2 separate regions of the Homo sapiens genome follow, and region 2 is linked to region 1. Evidence: chromatin loops called from intact Hi-C (ENCODE). Cell type or tissue: heart left ventricle. All regions are shown on one strand.

What was found. Peaks named below come from ENCODE experiments on the same cell type or tissue, not always from the same donor. Only the 100,000 strongest peaks of a DNase experiment are listed, where the experiment ranks them.
Region 2: a loop joins it to region 1, with 3 times the contacts of the local background. A loop is called at or near these places in 2 of 110 quality-filtered maps.

What each region holds. Positions count from the first base shown.
Region 1 is chr1:47,913,874-47,916,373 of GRCh38, forward strand. All of the region lies in intron 2 of TRABD2B (TraB domain containing 2B), which reads right to left. Among named protein-coding and RNA genes, the nearest start is that of TRABD2B, 82 kb to the right of the region's middle. In heart left ventricle, no CTCF peak of the experiment used is centred here; no DNase peak of the experiment used is centred here.
Region 2 is chr1:47,850,706-47,853,205 of GRCh38, forward strand. The region is part of intron 2 of TRABD2B (TraB domain containing 2B); the gene reads right to left. Among named protein-coding and RNA genes, the nearest start is that of TRABD2B, 150 kb to the right of the region's middle. In heart left ventricle, no CTCF peak of the experiment used is centred here; a DNase peak (open chromatin) is centred at 1,475.

The DNA of each region.
Region 1 (2,500 bases):
ACTCCTAATGAGGGGTACTATTGCTGCCATTTTATAGATGAGAAAACTAAGGCATGGTTGATTAATTTGCCTAAGTTCAGCAACCGAATAAATGGCAGAGTCAGGCTGGGGCCTGTGTCATTGGCTTCTACAGCCCAAACATGGCGCCTGCCTTGGTAAAGTGCTGGAACTGCTCACTCTGTCGCAGCTTCTCGAATTCTTTGTAGACTTCCAATGTTCCCAAACACACCATAAGGCAAAGCCTGGATAACTGGAAATGGGGGCAAATTATCCACCTTTGAAATCAATTCCAGCACCTGGCAGGTGACGTCGTGAGCCCCAGTCCCAAAGATTACAAATACCTTCCTTTGCAGTTGCCTTGGTAAAATGACCCCTGGTTGAGAACTAGCCCAGGGAATGCAAGCATTGCGCAGACACAAGAGTAGCAGGAAGAGAGGTGTCTGACCTGAAACCGCTCACAAGCACAAGTGTTTTTCTTAGGGAGTTTCCTCCCCCTCAGCTATTTCAGGCTACCGTCCTGGTGACCTGGACAGATTCCGCGGTGCCCGCTGTGGGAAGAGCGGGGAGCTCCTTGGTGACAGGGAGGGAGCCAGAGCAATGTAGGGAGGGGCTGCTGGAATGAATGGAGTGAGGGCCCACAGCCAGCTCATCTGCCCAGGGGCAGTTTTAGCAGCAGTGTGCAATTGGATAACTGAAATCTGGGGTGAGTGCTGGTACACAAGGAGTGGCTTCCAATACAAATAGAGAAGACTACGCCAGCGCCCACTGTGCCTCTTTCCCTCCATTGCCAAATCTTCCGGGGTGTCTGGACCCGGCCCCCTCCATAGAAAGAGCTGGTCCATTGGCACTGCTCAGAAGGCCTGAGTCAGCAGAATCGGAACCAGGTCTTGGTAGAGGATGGAGATGGAGTTATCCTTTCTGCAAGGGCCAGGGAATGAGCAGAGCTTACCTGAGCCCTTCACTTATTCATCCAAAGGCACTGGCTTTAGGCTGAATGCTGGGGGGGCAAGGATGAACCAGATAGACACAGTCCTCTGTGGCCCGTGCTCTGGGTATAGACCTGGTTAGATGTCCCTGCCTTGCAGGAGCTCAGTCATGGGGAAGACAGACATGAAAGCAGCCCACTTCAGTACAGCGAGACAAATGCCATGAGGCAGATTCATTAACAAGGAGCAGAGGCACCTGAAGCATAAGGAGGGTCTTGCTCACTGGTGTATTCCAAGTATTTGCAACAGGGCCTGGCACACAGTAGGGGTGCAGTTAGCACATCTTGTTACTGCAAGGAATGAGGAGATTAGGTCGAGGCATTCTGGGCAGATGGAACATCATGCACAAAAGCAGGGAGGTGCAAGAGAGGGGTGACCTATGCAGGAGACTAGAAGCAACTCCAGAGAGCATTGCCTCGGTAGGCAACAGTAGAATGGAGGCTACAGACTCTTCTCAAAGGCCTCTGAAGTTGGGAATACCTTGCTGAAGTTCACGCAGTCTTTCAGCGATGGATTTCAGAGCCAGAGGCACGGGGACTTACACTTAACAAGTGTATTACACCCAGGCCCTACATTGGATCATTACCATTTGCATGTGTATACGCTGCCTGGCCCAGTCCCATCCCACTAACAGGCTGTGAGAGTCTTTACTGACCCATTTTACAGATGAGTAAAGTAAAGTTCCAAGAGGAAAATAGGTGCCTAGGTTCACACAGCTTATAAGAGGCCAGGCAGGGATTCAAAGCCGGTGATTTAGGACATTCCATGTTCCCACACTCCCTGGAGTGCAGCTTAAATCTGAGATGGTGAGGTAGGAACAAGGGCCAGGTCTTTGTGTCCAGCTGTTCATACAGAACCAGAACTCCCTGGCTCCTCTCGCCTTTGGGGGATGTGCTGTCAGTCACAGCCTCCTGTCACAGGGCATGAGGTGGCTGCTGCTCCCTGTGCCGGACCCTGGGAGCTGAACATGCAGGGTAAGCCCTGTCGTGCCCCCACGCTCCCCTACCCCCACCAGGCGGTGACCCCAAGCTGCTGCGTAGCCATGGCTGACAGGTCTCCGGGAGACACCTGTTTTTCATTGCTGGCCCCTGTGGCTCTCTGGCAGTGACTGTGTTTGTTTTGGGGAGGAGGGTGCAGGCTGGGAGGAAAAAGCCTTTTCTGCAGGTCTGCAAGGACCTGGGGTTGCTGAGGACGCCGCAGACAGCCCTAAAGGGGACAAGAGAGGGGAAGGCACCTCTGGAGCAGCAGTGGACAATGGCTGCTCGCCTGCTCCTCACTCCTCACTAGCTGGGCGGGGGGCGGGGTTTGAGGGGGAAATGCAGTCTCAGCAGCAGACGGAGATGAAATCTGCTGAGGCCCAGCCCTTACAGAAGCCTCCCCTGCTTCACCACCTCCCCTTGCAGCTGTTCACTCATTGGTTCATCCATTCATTCAACACTCCAACATCCACTAAGGAGTCCACTACTGTTGGGAGCCCTGGAAGCACAAAGATGGATCAAACATGCCCCTGGCAT
Region 2 (2,500 bases), 63 kb before region 1:
GGAGGGAGGGAATGAATGAATCCTGCAGGTGGGCCCCTGCCCACTCTCCGCCTCCTCTGGCTCATGTCTTCTATATCAGTGGTCCCCAACCTTTTTGGCACCTGGGACCGATTTCATGGAAGACAATTTCTCCACAGACTCGGGGGTTGGGAGATGGTTTAGGGATTAAATTGTTCCACTTCAGATCATCAGACCTTAGATTCTCATAAGGAGCACACAACCTAGATCACTTGCATGCACAGTTCACAACAGGGTTCATGCTCCTCTGAGAATCTAATGCCACCGCTGATCTGACAGGAGGCGGAGCTCAGGTGGTAATGCTCGCTCACCTGCTCACCTCCTGCTGTGTGGCCTGGTTCCTAACAGGCTATGGACTGGTACCAGTCCACAGACCAGGTGGTGGAGACCCCTGTTCTATATGAATGTTCTACCTGAGAAGGAGGGCAGAGTCTGGGCTCACTGAGGACTGACTGGTGACAGGCCCCATTCTCCTTGTTTCAGGCTGTCTTGGACTCTGCTGCACACTCATGACTCTCCTTCTTCCCACCCCATGCTCCATGGCCCACCCCAGCCCTTCAGAACTAAAGCAGCTCATCAGCACATAAAATATAACAAATTATAAATAATCAAAATGGGAAACCAGCCTTTTAAATATCAAGGCCTCTTGGGATAATAACTATGTCCCCCAACCTAAGGAGAGTCACAAGAATGTATGTGAACCTGCGGGGTGGTGTGTGTAGTCACAGAGTGGGACATGGGTGAGGAAAAAGAGGGAGGAAGGGAGGGAGAGAGGGAAAGAGATTGATTTTTGACATTATGCTCAGTAAGAAATTTAGATCTTCTTTTGAGTTATACTGGAGCTGAAGAAATGTCAGAGAGTTTTGTAGAGTCAGAAGTTTCTGCTCCAAGTCCTTCTCTGTCATTTGCTCGGACAAGTGATATTCAGTGTCCCAAGCCACAATGGGAGTGACAATCCCCACTTCCCAGGGCCACTGTGAGAATTAGTTGAGTGTGTGTGTACATATCCCACAGAGGCTGACCTACTAAGTACTAGACATGAGCAAATCGCACCACATGCATCACTGTCCTGGGCCTTCCCATTGGTTCTGTGAGCATTATCATTTTATTGGCGAGGAACCCTAGGCTTAGAGAAATTGCGGAAATAGCTCAATATAACTCAGCTAATATGTGCCAGAGGTGGGATTTGAACCCAGACTGTCTGGCTACAGAATTTGTGCTCTTAATCAATGTGATTCACAAAGTAGGCTCTTGACAAATGTCTATGAAATGACAAAAGGGCAACCCAAAGGCAGAGTGAGCAAAAGCAAGGGAGGCTAGCAAGAGTCATTCTAGAGCTCTGTGCTAAGGGAAAGGAAAACAGAAAGCTAGAAACTGTCCAAAGAATAACCCCAAACCCAAACACCCACCAGCCACCGCCATGGGCCCTGGGGGACTAGGCTCCCGAGAAACCTCCGGGGCTCTGGAATGAGAGCTGGGCCCAGACTGCGGCCTGAGATAGACGAGGCCAGGCGGAGGTTTGGGGCAGAGTCCCTTGGTAAGGCGTGCGGAGCTCCTGGCCCCATGGAGCCACACACATAAGGATTCTAAGGCAGCCTTTGTTGCTGTTGGAGGCTAGGAATTCCAGGCCAAAGTAATCTAACCGACCATGAACAGAATTAAATTTCTGCCTCCCCCACTTCCTGACCCACTATGGGATTCATTTTCACGATCCCCTTTCAATGATGTGAGCCCGTTTCAGAGAGCTGGAAGCAGGCCCCATGTGGCTGCGCAACGCCAAGAATCTGAGCCTTCCCTGCAGCCCACCAGGGCCACCATTGCTGGTCACGTCTGGCCAGAACTCTCCGGGAATGTCAGCTCTCAGCAGGACCAGCAGACTCTCAAAGCACGCTGTGATTGCCCGAGCTCCCTCTGAGCCTATCCATTTCTGCTGTGTTCCAGGCACTGGTTACATACTATTTCAATAATCCCAGAGGAGGAGGTACCATTGTTATCCCCATTCTGCAGATGAAGAAATGGGGTGGGTGGTGGTGGTGCTGCTGAGGTTAAGTTATTCATCCAAGCTCATTTTCCCAAGTGTCTTCGACTGAAGAACTCTTAACAACCATAATACCTGCCCCAAAGTTGAGTATTTCAAAGTATATATATATTTTTGGTCATCTTTAAAACAGGGCGATGGTGACTAATACCTCTTTGAAGGCCCAGCTGAGTTCTCATATTCTCTTTGATTGGGTTTAAGAGTTTCACTTCCACGGCTCCCCAAAGGCAGCCAGGGCTGGTGGGGCAGGTAAAGGGGGGTGGGTGGGAAAGCCTCCCCAACATCCTGGAAGCATGCCTAGCAGAGAAAAGCCTTTTCTAATGAATGTTGGCTAAGCAGAGTGGCCACTGAGCAAATACCCTGAACGGGGGCTTGGTTGATGCTAGGGCCGAGGGCCACTCACTGGGAGATGGTCAAGCTGGGGAATGTCAAGATCTGGGAGTT